Linked DNA regions of Homo sapiens: region 2 is linked to region 1. Evidence: chromatin loops called from intact Hi-C (ENCODE). Cell type or tissue: endothelial cell of umbilical vein. All regions are shown on one strand. Each heading gives the region's core, and the rest is flanking DNA. Links, peaks and the distances in the headings are about the cores only. Region 1 overlaps LINC02034 (long intergenic non-protein coding RNA 2034). Region 2 overlaps LINC02016 (long intergenic non-protein coding RNA 2016).

What was found. A loop is a pair of places that touch in the nucleus more often than their neighbours do. Peaks named below come from ENCODE experiments on the same cell type or tissue, not always from the same donor. Only the 100,000 strongest peaks of a DNase experiment are listed, where the experiment ranks them.
Region 2: it touches region 1 in a loop (2.9-fold over the local background); 4 of 110 quality-filtered maps call a loop at or near these places.

The regions. Positions count from the first base shown.
Region 1 is chr3:127,539,859-127,549,859 of GRCh38, forward strand. It overlaps LINC02034 (long intergenic non-protein coding RNA 2034), which reads left to right. Exons shown (of 7, transcript XR_007096067.1): 5 at 427-583; 6 at 3,526-3,665. Among named protein-coding and RNA genes, the nearest start is that of LINC01471, 7.1 kb to the left of the region's middle. RefSeq lists a silencer at 8,066-8,385. In endothelial cell of umbilical vein, for the core only: CTCF peaks have their summits at 4,579 (motif pointing left), 8,145 (motif pointing right) and 8,348; DNase peaks (open chromatin) are centred at 4,543 and 8,303; H3K4me3 peaks cover 928 bases.
Region 2 is chr3:127,369,266-127,379,266 of GRCh38, forward strand. The region is part of intron 1 of LINC02016 (long intergenic non-protein coding RNA 2016); the gene reads right to left. Among named protein-coding and RNA genes, the nearest start is that of LINC02016, 16 kb to the right of the region's middle. In endothelial cell of umbilical vein, for the core only: CTCF peaks have their summits at 4,919 (motif pointing right) and 5,121; no DNase peak of the experiment used is centred there.

The DNA.
Region 1 (10,001 bases), core at 996-8,995:
ACTGTGGACAGAAAGGGCAAGAGAAGGCAGGGCTGGCGGGGAGCTGTGATGAGCTACAACAGAAGCCCCAGCAACGCAGGCAGAGATTCTGAAGATCGATGGCCCTTCAGAGGGCCCCGGGGAGCTGCACCGGTTGCTCATAGGGAGGGGAGCGACCTCAGTTGAGGCAGCTCTCTGCAGCTGGGTGTGCTGACTCCCGGCGGATGGGGCGGTGGAGCGGGGGGGGGGTCCGAGCACCCCCACAGATGCTGTCCAATTAGGAAGGCTTCTGTGATGCCTCATCTTGTACATCAACTTGGCCTGGCCACACTGCCCAGTTTCTGGTCAAACTCTGGTCTAGACATTTCCACAAATGTATTTTTTTAGATAGAAAAAATATTTAAGCCAATGGACCTTGAATAAAGCAGATTACCCTCCATCATGTAGGTGGCCTCATCCGATCAGTCAAAGGCCTCAATAGAACCAAGACTGACCTCTGCCAAAGAGAGAATTCTTTCAGCAGACGGCCTTCGGACTTGAGCTATGACGGCAACTCTTCCCCGGGCCCACCTGACGGACTGGGTTTCTCAGCCTCCACAGTCGTGTGAGCCAATTCCGTAAGATAAATCTCTCTCTCTTCTCTCTCAATCTCTCTCTCAATCTCTCTCTCTCTCCAGGAAAGAACTCCAGGGTAGCTGGGAGCTTGGTATGTTCCAGGACAGCAGGGAGGCCAGAGCCGCTGTCAGTGTGAGAGGGTCGGAGTACAGTGGGGCCCTCCCTGCATGTGGGGCCTCATAAGGTGGCATAGATGCACGCTTGTTCTGTGTGGACAGGGTTTGGGTGGGGGTGATGCTTCCTCTGTTCCCTGGGTAGAGACTTGATGTCTGGTGGCCTGGGGAAGGCAAGGAGGCCATGTGGAGGCTGCTGCTGTGGTCCGGGTGAGAGGTGACGCCACTGTAGGGCAGCTGGTGGCATGCATAATTCAAAATAGGCATATTGACCAGATGCAGTGGCTCATGCCTGTGATCCCAGCACTTTGGGAGGCCAAGGCAGGAGGATTGCTTGAGCCCAGGAGTTTGAGACCAGTCTGGGCAACATGGGGAGACCCTGTCTCTACAAAACATTAAAAAAAAATTAGCCAGAATAGTGGTGTGCACCTGTGGTCCCAGCTACTTGGGAGGCTGAGGTGGGAGGATCACTTAGGCCCAGGAGTTGGAGGCTGCAGAGTCGTGCTCACACCACTGCATTCCAGCCTGGGCGACAGAGTGAGACCCCACCTCAAAAAACAAAAAACAGGGGTATTTTGCAGGCAGCATCTAAAGGCCCAGCTGCTGGCTTGGCTGTGGCCTTTGAGAAAATGAGCACAGTCAAGATGGAAGTACAGATGTGGGCAGGCCCTGTTCCAGCCTCCAGATGTTTCCATCCTAGCACTGGTAAGGATGAACTCATTTGTTGAAGGGGGAAGTCATGTGCTCCAGGAGGGCAAGGGAATGGGGCATTGTTGAATCCTGCCTTATCCCTGAGCCCCCACAACTAGAGAAATACGAGTAACACCAGTGGAAAGGCTGCCTTCCTTCCATACCTGTGGCCACTAGGTGCTCTCAGCCCTGCTGCAGGCTAAGGGCGTGGCCACCCCCTGCCCAGGTAGCCTACAAGGAGGTTTGTGCCAAGCCCAGAGCCAGAGCAAGAGCTGGCTCTGCCTGGAGGAGCTCATGCGAGTTGAGGAGATAAGGCACAAAATAATTAGTGAGCAGAGTGTATAATTAAGCGCTAAATTGTGTGTTTCAGACTCACTGAGCTGTGGGAGTGTGAGGTGGGGGAGTCACACCAGGCTGGAGTGGCTGGGTGAGGCAGCTTCTGCAGGTTGGGGGCACGACTAAGGGGGGCAGCCCAGAGAAGGGACAAGGTTCCAGGTGGGGGCAAGGCAATGGGGCGAGGGGTGGCAGGAGCACAGTGAGGTGCAGAGAAAGGGAAGAGAGCGGCCATCAGTGTGATGGGGTCTGCAGGTTGGGGCCCCAAGACTGCATTGGGTAAGCAGTGGATCCCAGCACCTTGTGATACGCTGGGCCTCATGTACCACATCTGTGAAATGGGGATGCTGGATGTATTCCATGGGCAAGTCTGTGTACAGGTCCAGCCCAGGGTCTGGTACATGGGGACACCCAAGCAGACAGACAGGCAGGCACATAGACAGAGGGGACAGGCAGACAGACGGGAGGAGCCAGGTGGTCAGACAGATGTTCAGACATAGATGGGCCAGACAGACAAGCAAGAGAAGTTCAAATAGACAGCTGGATTCCTGTGTCCCAGCACCTGGCCCTTCCACAGCCCTGACCAGAGCAGGTCCTACCCACCCTCATCCTGCTCTGAGAGGCGGAAAGCCTGGGGCTACCAGGTGGCCCCGAGACTGAGGGCTCTGCGTGGTAGGGTGTCCTTGTTGCAGCATTCAGGAGCTGGGATTCTGGGAGAGCTGGGCTGACTTCAGGCTTTGGGGGCCAGGGCCCAAAAGTTCAAAAGGGCCCAAGAAGATGGAAGGCAGGGATGAGCATGGGTGGCCCTGGGCTGGAAGGAAACCAGGAGGCAGAACCATGAGGGACACATGCAACCTGGCCAGGCTGGGCCCCGGGCGGTCAGGCCAGACACAGGAGAAGGGCAGCATGTCACTAGCATGGCAAAGGATCCCAGCGGCACAGGAGGCTTCCCCTTGGCAGTGCTGTGTTTGCTGCCTGGCTTAATGTGCCGCCGCCTGTTAAACAAATATTGTGACAGGCCCACTCCATACACTCAGGGACGGCGGCGGCACTGGCTGTCACCAAGGGTGGCCAGTAACGCGGGCACTCTGCACCACGCAACCTCTCCTTCCAACTCAGAGCAAGCCTGCTGCCTAAACAAACACAGGGCTTGGCCACCACCAAACACACCCAGAGGAGACACAGGAGTGGGGCCCAGCCTGACTCCAGCACTCCTGCCCCACACATGCAGGCAGGAGGAGGCAGCCCCACAGGCCCCTCTGCCCCACCTGGCACGGACACATCCAGCCAGCAAACACTGAGCATCTGTCACGTGTGGAGCACTGTCCTGGAAACAGGGAAAAGGGCGGAGCTCCCACCTAACAGAGGAGGCTGGCCACGGACAGAAGGAAATACAGCATGCCTGGCGACAATACAGAGCCAGGAGAAAAGCCACAGGTAGAGCATGACAGGTGTTAAAGCAAACTAAAAATGGCCTGAGAAGGACTTCATACTTCTATATGTTAGTCCTTGTGGATGAACTGTAACCTAACTTAATAGGTAGACAAAATTGGAAAAACTGTGTTCAAATAAGGCAAACGCCAACCTATAACCAATCCAGCTGTTTCTGTACCTGAATGCCGATTTCTTTACGTCATTTTCCTATTTTCGTCTATAAATCTTCTTCCGCCATGTATCTGCGCTGGAGTCTCTGTGACTCTTCTGTGATTCTGCGGGCTGCCCGATTCCTGAATCGTTCATTGCTCAATTAAACTTCTTTAAATTTAATTCAACTAAAGTTTTTCTTTTATCACAGGGCAGTCAGGGAAAGCCTCCTGGAGACTTGGGCAAGAGACCCAAAGGAAGTGAAGGGGCGGGCAAGATGGGAGAAGAGCATCTGGAACAGCATGTGCAGAGACCCAGGGCCAGGGCTGTCACTGGCATGTTCCGGGGCTGGTAAGGAGCTGGGTGTGGTGGAAGCGGACTGTGCACCAGGAGAGGGGACCATGAGGCAGAGAGGTCCCCGGCACTCCGTGCAGGCCTCTAGGCCATTGTTGGACTGTTTCCTCTGAGCAGGTCATGGAGTGCGTGGAACAGAGGAGGGAGGGACGGGACCTGACTTTGGGTTTAGGAGGGGGGTCCCTCTGGCTGCTATGGGGCAGGAGCAGAAGCAGCAAGGCCAGCAAGGAGGCTGCGGCAACAGCTCAGGAGTGGTGGGGCGGGTGGCCCACACCACGGTGGGAACAGAGCCGGAGCGGGAGGTCAGATTCTGGGTGTATTTTGGAGGTGGAGGTGGCAGGGTTTCCTCACAGGCCGGATGTGAGGCGTGAGGGAAAGAGAAGAGACGGGGCAGAATGTGCTCATTCACTCATTTGTTCATTCATCCTACATTCACTTTGTCTTTTTGACTAGGTGGGCAGGGAGTGTGGCAGCATTGATGAGAGTAGCTTTGTGGTAACACTCCTCTTAAACATCAAATACGCAGCCTCAGCCACACAACCAAGGAGGAAGCCGCTCTTCCAAGAGTCTCCCATCCTTCTGTCCCTCCTCCTCCAGCCTGAACCCCTGCCCAGAGCACAGGGACAGCAGGGCTCCAGAGCTTCTGACCTGCCTGGGGTGGGGGCAGGCCAGGGAAGGGTTGTGGACCATGGCCACCTGTGAACCCAGTCCTGGAGGGATGCTGGGCAAAGATGAGGCACAGGGCGAAGGTCGGAGGCAGCGGCATGCTGGCCCTTGTGCAGCGGGGCAAGGTCTGGGGCACCGAGCGGCCTCACGCACCTGGCTGGAGGCTCAACTGTCCTGAGGCCGGGCAGCCACTGCAGGATTGTAAGCGGGAGCAATTTTGTTTAAGACATCGCCCTCTGGTGGCCATGTGCAAGGTGGCCTGGAGAGACAGCCCTGGGAGGGCTGTGGCCCCAGCTAAGGCAGGAGGAGGGCTCAATCAGCCATCTGTCACCTCACCACAAAGAGGACAGAAGGCCCTGTGCCCCCTCCCACCCAGACCCTCACACTGCCACTGTGTGCTGAGCCTGTCCCTGCCCCACTGTTCCCTCAGCCCTGGTCCCAACCTCACTGTGACCTTGGGCAATTTCCAACCCTCACAGCCTCCATGGAAGAGCAGGGCCCCAGGGTCTCTCAGCCAGAAGATCTACCAGTCCTAAATCCACACTTCTTTTTGCAGAGCCCAGCAAAACTGGGCAAGACAGGCCTGCACCCCTCAGGAGGGCTGTGTCTACCGTGGTAGTACAGCTGAGCGGCCTGATTTCAGCATTTTTAAACAAAGCCTCCAGATGGACTTTGTCTGCCTGCTGGGGAGGGCTGGGCAGCTGCTGCACTCAGGGACTTTCCTCTAATTGGATCCCCTGGAAAGGAGAACAGCCCCAATCCCAGCCAGCCCATCCATCCATCCATTCATTCATTCCTTGAGAACCCATCATGTGAATCAGGGCCCTGAGCTGGGGTCTGGGTGAGCAGGAAGAGGAAGGGCTGCACAGATGGCGCACACACTTGGGCGGGGAGACCCACGGTCCTAGGCAGGCAGGGATCCGAAGCATCATGAGGAAGGCAGAGATCCAAAGCATCATGCAGGAGGCAGAGTTAAGCAGGGTGGAGCGACCGAGCAAGTGCTTCTCCGAGGAGGTAACATTTAAGCTGAGGCCTGAATGGAAAAATGGAGCCAGCCACACCACAGTCTGGGGAGGTGCTCCCAGAGGAGGGGACTGCAAGTGCAAAGGCCAAGAGACCAGTAGGAATGGGGGCTGTTTAAGGACCAGCACCGGAGAAGGGGGAGGTCAGGATTTCAGCGGGTGCCTCTCAGGCAGGGCCTGTGTCTGTGGCAGGAATAATCTATATTTTACACCATGTGCGCTCGGAGGAGGCTGCTTCAAGCCTGCTGGAGCCGCTCCCTCTGCTGTGGTGGGGACTAATGATACCACTCGTCTGTGCACAGCCGCTTTATTATTACTTATTGGCCCACATGATCCTCCACCAGGAGGAACTGTTAGGCTTATTTAATGGATCAGGAAACTGAGGTTCCGAACAAGAAGCAGAGCTGGATTTGAGCAGAAACAGCCATTCCAGCTGAATTCAGCCCTTAGAACTAGTTTGTTTTACCTGTATAGCTTTGAAAATTTGAATCCGTTGCCAACTCTACAACATTGGGAGCCTTCACGTCGAAGATGTTTTGGCTTTCGGCATCTCTTCAACAGTCTGTGGCACTGGCTATGGCAGTGTGAGCCCTGGCTCTGCACGGGGTTGTCTGCAGATGCCCCTTCAAACCAGAGGTCACAGCCCCCACTCTCCGAATCCCATGCCCCTCTGGTGTCCTGCCCTGCTCCCCCAGCACCTGAGTTTGCCACCTGGGCCACCTCTGCTTGAGGTGGGCTTGAGCCCACCTGCTGTGGTGAGCCCGTCTTGCTTAGCTGACAAGGGACACATACACTAGAGAGTCTCTGAGGGAACAAACAATCCTCCCGCACCACTCCCCACCCCGATTCCACGACTGTCTCCTCAGTTTCCTGCCACCAGACCTGAGACTCCCAACTGCAACTTTCAAGATGTGAATGAATTCAGAGACCCTAAGAGCCAGAGACCATGGATGGGGCTATCCTCCAAGGGGAAACTGAGGCCAGTGGGGTTCGGGGCCGGCCAGCTAGTCACTCCTGGGGCTTCTGGAGACATGCTGTGAAGAAGCACATTCTTCCCTTCACCTTGGGGCTCGGAGCCCCAGCTCTGCCTCCATTTAGCTGTGACACTTGGGCAGCAGGCCTCAGTTTCCCCAACTGTTCACTGACAGAATCACTGTGAAGTTCATGGGGGCTTCTCGGCTCACGTACCCATTGTCTCAGGAGAGGAGCAGCTTGTCTCTCTGGGTTCAAACTCAGCCTCCACTTTTAGCTATGTAACCTTGGGCAGGTAGCTTAATCTCTCTGAAGCTTGGCTTCTTCATCCAAAAAAGGAGACGCATTATTGGGATTATTATGAGATTCCAGGAGATGATTCAAGAAAAGCCCTTAGCACAGAGCAAGTGCTCAGCAAATGTGAGCAAGAGCAGGGAGTTGTGAGCTGACCCGTGTCCCCTCCCCAAGGGCTTAGGCCAAGGTCACGACCAACAGGCCAGCGTCCCAGAGAAGGCCAGGCTCTAGGCCTCCTCATCCAGAGTCCACTTGGCCGAGTGGTATAGTCCCAGACTGAGGTCACCCTCCACTCCCATGTCACTGAGTCCCTGCCATGTGCCAGGCAGCCCTGTCAGTGCTGGAGGGAGGTCCCGTGGAGACAGAGACTGGGAGGGTGCTGCCCTGAAGTTCTAGGGGGAAAAAGGAAGGAATAAATAGGGGAGTGGAACAGAAACATCCAGGGAGGAATTGGGACTACTTGGTCCATCGGGGGGAGAGAGAATTTTGGGCCATCAGGAGAGGTTGAGGGGCATTGCCAGGGAAGGGCTTTCCAGGCAAGGGAGCCACACGTGCTGGGGCAGGAGGCAGGCACAACCCTGAGGCCTTGTGGATAGCAGGAAGGCTGTTGTGCCCGCTGCAAGAGGAGAGGAGGGGAGAGGGGAGCCGCGGTGTCAGCTGGGCGGCAGGGCATTCATGGGGATTCTATTTTAAGGTGACAGGAGCCCTGGAGGGTTTGAAGCCAGCTCGGTGGTGGGCTTTCCATTCCACACCAAGGCCAGCGGCAGGCTCAGCTCAAACCCTGAGAGTCTGGCTCCAAACAGCTCCAGGCAAGAAAATGAAGCTCGGAGGGGAACTCAGGAGGGAAGGATTGGGGTTGGGAAGGTGGTGCGACTGGGGAGGGAGGGGCACAGGCTGTGGTCAATGGGTGCGGTCTGAGGCTGGGGGTGCGAGCTGGGGTCTGGAGGTGAGACACGGACTGGGTGCTGGAGAGGGGACATAAGCTGGGGTACTCAGGAGGGGTCAAGGGAGGAGGGACGGAGCTGGGGCAAGGACTGGGTCCGGGGGAGGGGTAGGGGAGTAAGCCAGGCGGTGTTGGCGCAGCTCAGAGCAGACGCACAGCCCGGGGCTGGGCAGCAGGGCAGGCGCTGCCCAGCCCCTCCGAAAGGCGCAACTGAGAGGGGCCTGCGGCAGTCCGGAGGCGCCCCCTCCTCTTCCCCTCCTCCTCCTTTCCCTCCCCTCCTCTTCCTTCCCCTCCCCTCCTACTCCAACCCCTCCTCTCCCCTCCTCTCGCTGCCTTCCCCTTTCTTTTACTCTCCCCTCACCTCCCCTCTCCTCCCCTCTTTCTCCTTCCTCTCCCCTCCCCTTGCTGTCCTCCCGTCCCTTTCCCTACCCTCCCCTCCCCTCCCCTCCGCCCCCCTCCCCTTCCGGAGCCCGGCCCCGCGCGCCGCCATGCCTGGTGCCGCACCGCCCCCTGGTGCCCACGTCAAGCATGGCGCGGAGCGACTGCACTGTGCCCGGGCTGCACTGGGGGCGAGAGGCCAGGGAGCCCCTACGGCCTCCAGAGGCCGGGCGTTGGGGGGGCCGCAGAACGTCGGGGACTCCCTTGGGACCCACGCTCAGCTCCGCCCTGCCCGCACTCGGCTGGGTCCTTGGGGCCCCTCCCCTCTCTGGATCTCGCTTCACAGCCAAGATCACCAGCTGGGAGTGGCCAAGGTCACCAGCTGGGAGTGGCCGACCCAGCGCCAGGCGCCGTCCCGCAGCGCTGTCCCCGTCCCCGCAGGCCAGCAGGCTGCACGACTGTCTGAGCCTCAGTGTCCTCATCTGTAACACGGGCATCATCATATCCCCAGCTTCAATCTTCACGTCTCAAACCATTGAAATCTCAGCAGTAAGAATCCAAGTATCCAAGTGCCAAATTCTCCATCAATGTCTACATAGTTTTGGTTTAAGTCTGTCTTTTCATGCATTTCCTTTTAGCACTGGAATGAAGTTCAAGCAACAGGCCGGTCACGGTGGCTCATGCCTGTATTTCCACCACTTTGGGAAGCCAAGAAGGGCGGATCACTTGAGCCCAGAAGTTCGAGACCAGCCTGGGTAACACAGGGAAACCCCATCTCTACAAAAAATTTTTAAAAATTAGCCTGACTTGGTGGCGCACACCTGTAGTTCCAGCTACTGAGGAGGCTGAGGCGGGAGGATCGGGAGGATCGCTTGAGCACAGGAGGTCGAGGCTGCAGTGAGCCGTGATCACACCACTGCGCTCCAGCCGGGGCAGCAGAGCAAGACCCTGTTTAAAAAAAAAAAAAAAAAAAAAAAAAAAACCAGACACACAAGCGACAGTGAACCTCAGAGGCTGGCATATAAAAAGGGTGGTTTTTGAGAAGCAAGACCCTCCAGAAGTCAAGCTTTAGCCCTATCAAAAGATGTCCAAGAAACTTTTTTTTTTTTTTTGAGATGGAGTCTTGCTCTGTACCCAGGCTGGAGTGCAGTGGCACGATCTCAGCTCACTGCAACCTCCACCTCCCAGGTTCAAGCAATTCCCCTGCCTCAGCCTCCCAAGTAGCTGGAACTACAGGCATATGCCACCATGCCCAGCTAACCACACCTGGCTAATTTTTTGTATTTTAGTAGAGACGGGATTTCACCATGTTGACCAAGATGGTCTCGAGCTCCTGACCTCGTGATCCACCCACCTCGGCCTCCCAAAGTGCTAGGATTACAGGAGTGAGACAGCGTGCCCGACCAGAAACTATCTTTAAGCTAAAAATGCACTTAAAGAAAAAGGAAAAGTCAAAAGACAAATGAGAAACTGGGGAAAATGTTTGAAACTCATTACAAAAGTCTAGCACAGGGTCAGCAGGCTGTTTGTGTAAAGGGCTGTGTAGTGAGTACTTTCAGCTTTGCAGACCATGAGGGTATCTGTGGCAACTGTTCAGCTCTGCTGTGGTGGCAGAAGGCAACCACAGACAGTGAGTGCAGCTCTGTTCCAGTAGAATTTTATTTACAAAAAAATTTAAAAGGCAGTGGGCCCAATTTATCCCACAGGCAACAGTTTGCCAATCCCTGGTCTAACCTAATACATTAAAAGCTTCTAGAAATCTAGAAAAGACAACCCCCCCGAAAATTGGCAGAAAACTTGAATAGACAGTTTACAGAAAACTCAAAAGGCCCCTAAATGTATGACAAATGTCCAACTCCACACATGATAACAGAAATGGAAATTAATGACATCAAGTTACCATTTCTCACCTATCAGAACAGCAAAGAATTCTAGTGCTGCCGACAGCGTGTGTGTGTGTGTGTGTGTGTGTGTGTGTGTGTAACAGGTCCTTCCACATTGCCATGAGAGTCAAGGGAACACCCTCTGGAGGGGAAGCTGTCCATAGAAAGGGCTGTC
Region 2 (10,001 bases), core at 963-8,962, 170 kb before region 1:
AAGCCCCAAGATACCAAAACATCAGAATATAAAAACTAAAGAGCACCTCTATAAAACTCAGGGTCCTACCCAGTACTGGGAGGCCCATGGGGAGGGAAGGCCAGTTGCCAAAAGAAGTCTTTAAAGGCATCAGTCAGTCCTAATTCGATTATCAGGCACTGGGGCACAGGTCCAGGCTGCTAGAGAGCCACAGGAGGTGCTCAGCCCCTTTCTCTCCACCTTTCCAAGGCCTCCCCACCAGCCGAGGCCCACTGCACCTCTTCACTGCAGCCCTCCTGACACTGGGGCCCATACTGTCCTCCCACCACCTCCCTCTGCAGGTGCACCCTCCACAGAGAGCTTAACCCCTACCTGTGTCCTTCTCCCAGTCTCGTCTCCAATACTGGTTCCCTCTCACCCAATGGTGGAGGCTGCAGGACCACATTTCCTGCAGATTGTAAGAAACACAGCTCAGATGCCCTGGGCAGCATCAGCTGGCACTTGGAGCTGCTGGGACCAGGGCTTGACAGGAGGGGAGAAGCTTCCACCTTAAGGAGACACTACACAGAGCCACATGCATGCTCCAGGACAGAGCAATGGCACTGTACCCACCACCCAGCCCCACCCTCACTGGGCATCTCTTAGAAAGAGGTAGGATAACTAACGGGGACAGATGGGGTCAAAGCAACTGGAGACGCAGGGACAGAGGATAGGCTTCCGGCTGCCGGTGGGGGATGAGGGGTGGGTGGCTGAAGGGAGAAATCCTTCCCTCCTGGGGGTTCTTTTTGGGAGGAGCTGGCTCCCTGCAGTCTGATCCCGCAGAAGCAATGGCTGGGTGGGGCTGGAAGTCCCCAGGGTGGTGACAGCCTTGTTCTTCAACACAGTTCTGCATGGGTAGCTGGGAGTGGGGAAGAGGATATAGGTGCTCAGCCCTCTCTGGAGCCCCCTGGCCCCCCTGTGAGGAGCCTTCACCCCACTCCAGGTCCTTCCTAATCTGCCCAGGTGGGTCTCACACCCAGCTCTACACCTGTCTACAGTCCGTGCACGCCACCCTCCAAACCCACCTTCGCACAATGCACCCAGTAGACACCCACACACCCCACCAGACCCTGCTCAGACCTTGTCTGGTGGTACCCTCCAGCTCTGCCTTCCATTAACAGGGTGGTGGGAGCAGAGGGGGGTCTGCTTCTTTGATCCCCTGACTTCCTGTATTTCCCCCAATCATTGCACTTTCGTTTCCATATTATAGTTACTGAATTCCTCAATTTCCTCATCTGTAAAATGGGAACAATAATAGTCCCTATCTCAAAGATTTACTATGCAGGTTAAATGGATAAGGGCTCATAGTTTAGAAAAGGACACAAGAAAACAAGTCCATTAATAATTCCTATTCATACATAGTTACTAAGTAATCATTATTAATGCACAAACCCACATCCTACTCACAGATGACTCTGGTGTACAAGTGAGTAAATGCTGGTGAAACAACCATGGCCACTCCAGAAGCAGATGGTTCAAGTCCAGTCCAAGCTCACAGGGTTCTCTAACTTGGACAGCAGAGGCTGGTGTGTGGCCAGCCAGGCCAGTGTGGCACCGTGCTGGGTGCTGTGCAGGGATCGTCTCTGTTAATCCCCATGATGACCAAATTGGGGCTGGGCAGAGGAGAGCAAGGATGCTTTTGCAAAGCTGCCTGGGAAAACTGGAATGTGTACCTGGTCTGAGAATGGCGAGAGCCTGGCCTCTTCTGCCCACCTCTTGTCCCCAGCCCCTGGTCCCCAGCCCCCGGCCCCCACCTCCAGCTAAAAGGCCAGCAGGAGGTACAATGCACCTCCCACTTCCACGTGTGGCCACAAAACCTCATCTCACGTCCGGCCATGACGCTCCAGGCTTAGCAGGAGTCTGAAATTGTGCTCAGAGCTGAGCAGGGGGAGCCGGCTGCAGGCGATGCCAGCCCCGGGTGCCAGGCTAAGTGGCTTCCAGGCCCTCTAATCACCCCACTCCCAGAATCTGGCCATTAACTCCCTCCAGGCACAGGAGGGGGAACTGCCACTCTCCCTGCCTGGCTTTTAGTCCAATACAATTAGGAGCCATTATTTCTGTCGTGTTGATTCTTGAAAAATCATTTTAAATTGTCGCCCTTTTTTGTGCTTTGGAAAAGGAAAATGCCAAAGAAGATGAAAACAGAAAAGCGTACCCACACCCCCCGCCTGGCTCCCAGTACCCCCCTCAGTCCCCCCATTTCTCCTGACCTGTTCCCTTGGCAACCGTCAACTCGCTGCTGCAATATTCAAAGGGAATCTCACAACTGCACATCAAATGGGACGCAGGGGGTATTTTCAGTTGCCTGAGACCCAGTGGACGGACAGACAGACACACACCCCCTCAGGGAAGACAGAGACACAGAGAGGCAGAGACGGACAGAGAGAGACACAGAGAGAGAAGAGCAAAAAGACCCGGCACAAAGAGACAAAGACCCCCAGGGAGATAGCGACGTGGGGACCCAGAGATGCTGGAGTGGATGCACAGAATGAGACAGAGACAGAGCAAGAAAGAGATGTATGTGCAGAGTGACAGACAGACAGACACTGATGAGGAAAGAGACCAACCCAGAGAGACAGAAAAAACAGACACATGGCGCAATGCAGAGGAGACAGATGGGGCTGGGCAGGGGGATTGGACGGAGGGAGAAGAGGGGCACAGGCAGGAGGGGACGGACTGAGGGTGGCAGAGAGGAGATAGGAGGAAGCAGTGGGAGCCACAGTGCCTGGCCTGGGCACCACAGCCTCTGAGGGCCCCTCCAAGCCAGGCTGCCTCTCCTCCTCCCCTTTCCCTGCCCCAGGTAGGCTTCTCCCCTGACCAGACACCTCACCCTCGCTGAAGCACCCTGCTGTTTCCCGCACACACTTTGCCTCTCTTGCCTTTGCCACGCTCCTCCACAGCCAGCCTGGGATGAGGTTGTTGTGAGGATGTCCCTCTGGATGGCCACCCCACTCATTCCCAGACCCCTTACTCCTTCCTAAAAGTGAGAATGACATTGCGAAAGATGCCAATGGTGGAATTCCAGCCACCCTAGCAGACATTAGGGAAGACAGGCTCCCCTCAAAGCACATGGAGGAGGATCAGGAGGGTCCTGTGGTTCCAGCTTAGGGCTAAGGATCGGGGTCAGGGCATGGGAACCTGTAGCTGCCCCATACTCAGTGGCAGCCACACGGAGGGTGGAGGGAGGGGCCTGGCAGGCATTTCGGCCCTGTGGCCTCCTCTCGGGCCCTTGCTTCTGCGCCTGAGCCCCTACTCCACCCAGGCCCAATACTCCTTGGCTCTCAGCATCTGGCATGATTCTGACCTGAGGAGGCTGTTAGGCCAGAGGCTGGGAGAAGGGACCAGAGGAGTAAAAACGCTCAGGTTAGAAGTCAGAGGTCAGAGGGCATGGGCAAAGCTCAGGTCCCCCTCAGAGGGAGCATGGCAGGCAAACCTAGATTGCAGCACCCGTTCTGCCACTGACCACCGTGGAGTCACGGGGCCACTCTGAACCTCAGCTTTCCCACATATAAAATGGGTAAATAGGCCTTGCCCAGAGCAATTGCTGGAGCGAGGCTCTGAGAGTGCATGTGTGCAGTGAGCGAGGCTCTGAGAGTTTGTGTGTGCAGTGAGCCAGGAGCGAGGCTCTGAGAGTGTGTGTGTGCAGTGAGCCAGGAGCGAGGCTCTGAGAGTGCATGTGTGCAGTGAGCGAGGCTCTGAGAGTGTGTGTGTGCAGTGAGCCAGGAGCGAGGCTCTGAGAGTGCATGTGTGCAGTGAGCGAGGCTCTGAGAGTTTGTGTGTGCAGTGAGCCAGGAGCGAGGCTCTGAGAGTGCATGTGTGCAGTGAGCGAGGCTCTGAGAGTTTGTGTGTGCAGTGAGCCAGGAGCGAGGCTCTGAGAGTGTATGAGTGCAGCAAGCCAGGAGCGAGGCTCTGAGAGTGCATGTGTGCAGTGAGCGAGGCTCTGAGAGTTTGTGTGTGCAGTGAGCCAGGAGCGAGGCTCTGAGAGTGTATGAGTGCAGCGAGCCAGGAGCGAGGCTCTGAGAGTGCATGTGTGCAGTGAGCAACGCTCTGAGAGTGCATGTGTGCAGTGAGCCAGGAGCGAGGCTCTGAGAGTGTGTGTGTGCAGTGAGCCAGGAGCGAGGCTCTGAGAGTGTATGAGTGCAGTGAGCCAGGAGCGAGGCTCTGAAAGTGTGTGTGTGCAGTGAGCCAGGAATGAGGCTCTGAGAGTGCATGTGTGCAGTGAGCAACGCTCTGAGAGTGCATGTGTGCAGTGAGCCAGGAGCGAGGCTCTGAGAGTGTATGAGTGCAGCGAGCCAGGAGTGAGGCTCTGAGAGTGTATGAGTGCAGCGAGCCAGGAATGAGGCTCTGAGAGTGTATGTGTGTAGTGAGCCAGGAGTGAGGCTCTGAGAGTGCATGTGTGCAGTGAGCCAGGAGCGAGGCTCTGAGTGTGTGTGTAGTGAGCCAGGAGTGAGGCTCTGACAGTGCGTGTATGAGTGCAGGGAGTGATAGCTCTAAGGACAAACAGTGACCATGATGACAATGAGAACAATAATCATAATTTTTTGGCAGAATGAGAGCTGGATGCCTGGCCGGGGTCAGAACCTCAAAGCCTTGGGGCCAGCAGCAGGAAGAAGCCATGTAAGACTCCATGGAGGTGGGGCTGCAGAGCCCAGACCCACCCCCCAGCCTGGGCTCAGGTGCACTGGGGACCCAAGGGGACAAACTCTGCCAAGTTTTCAAAAGGAGCTGGAAATAAGAATTTTTAATGCCGAATTTGAGTTTTAAATATTGGTAACCAATTCATTTTTCAAAGCACGTTGCAGGCCAAATAAAACATCCAGGGCTAGATGGGCCGTGTTGGCCAGTTTGTACCCTTACCTCTTCTCAGTGAACCATCGCCTCAGGGCTTGATCCACCGACAGGGGGCACCCTTTCCAGGGCTGCTGGGGCCCAGCAGCTCAAAGAGGCTGTGCAGGAGCAGCTTAGTCCAAAACTGTCTGTCCCTGGGGGGCAGATGCTGCACACTGGGATCCATTCCCCAGACACCGTGGCTCCTGGAGGATCCTGGACCTCAGCCGGGCTGTGGGAGAGCCTCAGTTCTGCTGCAGCTCCTTCCCCACCACACCTGCCCCTGGTGCTGCCCCTGCTGCCCGGCACCTTGGACACACAGAGGCGCAGAGAGAGGGCCAGCGCTCAGGGCTCAGGACCAGGCACTGTGAAGGCGGGGAGGGTAGTCAAAGACCATGGTTCACAAATGGTCCTGGGCAGGTGGTGGGGATTGTGACTGCCACCCTGAGGAGCTCAATTAAAAAGCAGTTTCCTGGGGCCCAGCCCTGCAGAGTCTGATTCCTTAGGGCCAGTGAGTGTGCATTTTAAGAAGCATCCCGAGGGACTCCGATAGGTGTGCTGCAGACCCACTGAGAAGACAGGGAGGAGTGGGATCTGGTGTCCTGCCCCTCTGGCCCAGGCCCCAGGGCCCCCAGGACCTGCTGTGTCCCCAGCTAGTGCCCAGGCTCCTGCCATGGCTGCCCCTATGCCGGTGAATCTGAGGAGAGCACAGACTCCCCCTCATTGCATGGTGACTCCAGGAGGAAGCCATGGAGCATCTCCACCCACAGGTTCTTCTGGCTAGTGCATGCCCCTCCTGGCTCTTTAAGAACCAGGCCTGCAGCAAGCAGTGGGGGCTTCTCCTACCCAACCCTTGAGACCAGTTTGGAGGTGTTTGTCTCAGGCTCTGGTCTTCAGCTGTGGCTCTGTCCTCTTGGTCTGCAAGGGTGACTCCCCAGTCTGGCTGTGCATCCCAGGTCCCTAGAGGCTTTGGAAAACTAGGGTTCCCTGGTTTCTACATGAGAGAGAACCAGCTGGCTCCAGTGCCCAGCTCCAGGAACGCACCCTCCAGAACCGTCCTGGTGCATGAGGCAGCAAGAGTCCTCAGGGGGCCCTGCACATGCCCTGCGCCCCTACCCTGGCCCCAGCCTCAACATGGCCAGTCACAGAACCTAGCCCCCTGGCAGCATTTCTGGGGCATACCCAGGCCGGGACAATAAGAGCCCTCCCCAGGGATTTTTCCTGCAGGAACCCTGTGGGGAGAGAGGTCACTCCCTCTGGGGTGGGAGCTGCTCGTCAGTGCACCCCAGAGCTGGAGGAGCAAAGAAGAGGGCAGCCCCAAAGGCAATGGGATTCTTGGCCAGCTGCCAGGGCACCCCAGCCTCATCGCAGTTCCAAGAGAAGCCCCTGTGCCCTCACAGTCAATTCCCTTCTTGCCTAAGCTAGTTGGCGTTATGTCACTTGCAACCAAATATATCACCCTAAACCTACTGACTCAGAAGTTTTGTATTTTTAACAAGTTCCCCAGGTGATTCTCGGCCGAACTGCGCTTGAGAAGCACTGATGTACAGCACTGCCAATTAGGCTGCTGGTGTTCTTGGGACTCAGGCCATCTTCACGCTGGAATCTGTCAGTTCCAATTCATACCAGCCCTCCCCCTACCCCCAGCATCTGCACATCAAACCCCGTGATATAATCCCTGCACAGCCGTTGGGAGGGAGAGGGGTCTGAACATCCAGGCCCAATCACTGAGCAGCTGGAAACATGAAGCCCCTGGAGGGAAAGCCCCAGAGGTCTTCTCCAGAGAGAATAAAAGGTAGGGAATGCGAAAGAAGGGGCTCTATCCTAAAGGTTTGATCAGAGGAGAGCAAAGGGAGGAGTCCAGGACTAGTTTTATCTACCCGTTTAGCAAATATTTCCTGAGCTTCTACTGACTGTATCCCAGATACTGTGCAAGGTACAGGGGACCCCTGTAAGCAGGTGGGGGCTCCCTGCTCTCCAGGCCCTGACTTTGTCAGGGAGAGATATGAAATACCCAGGCCAGTGCTACATGAACATATGACTACAGACCCTGCAGGAAAGAAGCAGGGTCTCGGCACACACACTCGCCTCCCAATATCTATTCTCGCCTCCTTTTCAGCTGGGTACAGCCATGGTGCACACTTCCCAGCCTCTTCTGCAACTGGATGTGGCCACAAGAGAGTTCCTGCCAATGGAATTTGGGCAGAAGTAAATGTGTAACTTCTGTCTTAGTCTGACCAGGCTGCTATAACAAAATGACTTAGACTGGGTAATTTACAAACACAAGAAATGTATTGCTCACAGTTGTAGAGGCTAGAAAGTTCAAGATCAAGGCACCAATTTGATGTCTGGTGAGGGCCTGTTCCTTGTGGATGGAGCCTACTAAATGTCCCCACATGGTGGAAAGGGTGGACAGGCTCCTTCAGGCCTCTTTTATAAGGGCACTAATTCCATTTGTGAGGGTCCCACCCTCATAACTTAATCACTCCCTAAACACACCACCTATTTACACTATTACACTGGGTATTAGGCTCCAATATATAAATTTTGGAGGGACACAAACAGACTATACTTCCTTAGAAGTATCTTATGATTGGAGAGGTGAGTGTCCTCCTTCCTCGTCCTCCCTCCTTCCCATTGGAAGGGAGACGCAATGGCCAGAGCTGGAGCAGCCTTCTGGGTCTATGAGGGGTATGCCACATGTTGAGAGGCATGGAACAAGAGAGGAGCCTGGGTTCCTGAGGCTAACGGAGGTGCCGTGGGAGTCTGGCACTGTTGACCTCCAGACCTCACTTACAAAAGAGGGAGAAAGATATCTTTCTCTAGCTCTGTCATGGCTGTTCCGACACAATGGCCCTCTGAGAAATTGTAACAGGGGGATTCATTTCAACTGGGAAAAGACCTCTTTGAGGAAATCTCTTTGACTTGGGTACTGAAAGACAGACAAAAGTTGGCCAAGGAGAGAGAAGGAGGAGAAGCTCTTAAATGAGATAAATTCCAAAAGGAGGCTGCTTGGGCCGGAGCAGAGAGTTACCAGAATTGGGGGATCTGGAATGGGTCCCAGTTTGAGAGGTAGGGATGTTTTTTAAATAAAAATCAGTGGTTTTTTTTTTTTTTTTTTTTTTTTTTTTTTTTGAGACAGAGTCTCACTCTGTCGCCCAGGCTGGAGCTGGGGCTGCAAGGGGTGGGGGGACACAAGCAGCCTGTGGGCCAAGTCAGGGAGCTAGGGGCACTGAGAAACCCCAAGAGAGTCTTAAAGCAGGCAAGCAACAGAAACAGATTTTTATGGCTGAGTGCAATGGTTCACGCTTGTAACCCCAGCACTTTGGGAGGCCAAGGCATGCAGATCACCTGAGGTCAGGAGTTTAAGACCAGCCTGGCCAACATGGTGAAACCCCATCTCTACTAGAAATACGAAAAATTAGCCGGGCATTATGACACACGCCTGTAATCCAAGCTACTCAGGAGGCTGAGAGAATCACTTGAACCTGGAAGCTGGAGGTTGCAGTAAGCCAAGATAGCACCACTGCACTCCAGCCTGGGTGACAGAGCGAGACTCTGTCTCAAAAAAAAAAAAAAAAAAAAAAACAATGATTTTTATTTGAAAAACATCCCTGCCTCTCAAACTGGGACCCATTCCAGATCCTCCTATTCTGGTAAGCACCTGCCATCCTCATTAGAGGGCACCGTTAGTTGCCTTTTACAGATGCAGAATCAGAGAGGTTAAGTGGCATGCTCAGGGTAACTCAGCTCACATGAGTCCCAGCAGGCGCCTGAGCCCAGACCCACCTGACTCTCAGACCCTGAGATCTCTCTGCACTGTTTGCCACACCACTCCCATCCCAAGCCCTTACCCCCAGGTGACCAGGCTCCTGGTGTCCAGCCGGACCCACCTGGAGGAGATGCATGCTCACCCTGGCTGCAAGCACTGGAGGTTTTCAGGCTGCTCAGGGGCCTTAGAGAGCACTGGTCTCCCAAACACGCACCGCACAGATTGGGGACTGAGGCCCTGCAGAAGCAGGGTCTCCCAAGGCCACAGGATGCAGACCAAAAATGAGGTCCAGGGCTCGAAGCTTCTCAGGACAGGCTCTCAGGGGCCAGGGAGCTAGTCTGAAAAACTGCCCCCCATTCAAATGCAGCAGGCTAGCCCTGGCTTCCCACAGACAAGCCTCCACATCTGCTGTCCCTTCTTCCCTGCCCCTTGTCATCCCAGAATCCAGTGATCTGGGCCAAAGAATCCGGGCCCAACTCACAAGTACGAAAGGTGCCATTGCAGGCCGGATAGCAAGGGGGGCTGAACTCCCTCCCTCTTACATGGCTAACGGGGCTCATCAGCATTAATCATCGAGTGCTTGGGAGCCAGAGCCTCTAAGAGAAGGCACAGAGTGCAGCTGCTTAGGCTCTCCTTGCCCAAGCTCCAGACAGCGTGGAAAGGACATGGGCAGAAGAGGCAGAAAGTGGCTCAAGCCTCACCCCCACCCCTTCCAGAAGACTGTGAACTCCCCTGAGACTCCTTTCCTCAGACCCACCTGGTGGAGATGAAAGGACTTTGCAAACTGGAAAATGTTATGCTAATATGGAGACTGGTTATAATCAGGTATAGCAAAAGAGTTGCTGCCTTCATGGTATTTTAAATGTGGATAGTTTTCTCAGTTCCCCAAGTACCTTATCCGGCCAGAATTTACACAATTATGGAGTCATCCGTCCAGTGACAGGACTGCCTATTTCAAATCCCTTCTGGGAAAAGCAAAACCCTACTAGGAACAACACAACATTGTCTAATTAGTCATTTATACTTTAGTATAAATGAGTCTGTACCCATCCTTTCTGAGAGGAGAGCCTCAAGCAGGAAAGGGAATTTTATTAGGGAAAGGTTGATGGGAAGGGATGATTATGGAGCCAGGGACAGAGACTTGCTGGGGGGTCCCTTCCGGAAGTTGGGATCAGACTGGACACAATTGAAACCACAGGCCTTGTAAGGCCTGGAGGTAAAGGAGGACTCAGGGGGCATCAGGAGAAGGAGTTGGCTGCCTCCTGAGGCCCCAGCCTTTCTTTACCTTTAATCCTTCTCTCCTGTGGGCCCTGCCGCACAGCCTGCAAACATGCTCAAGATTCTCCCACCCGGAAAAGTCCCTCTTTCAGTCCCCTGCACATCT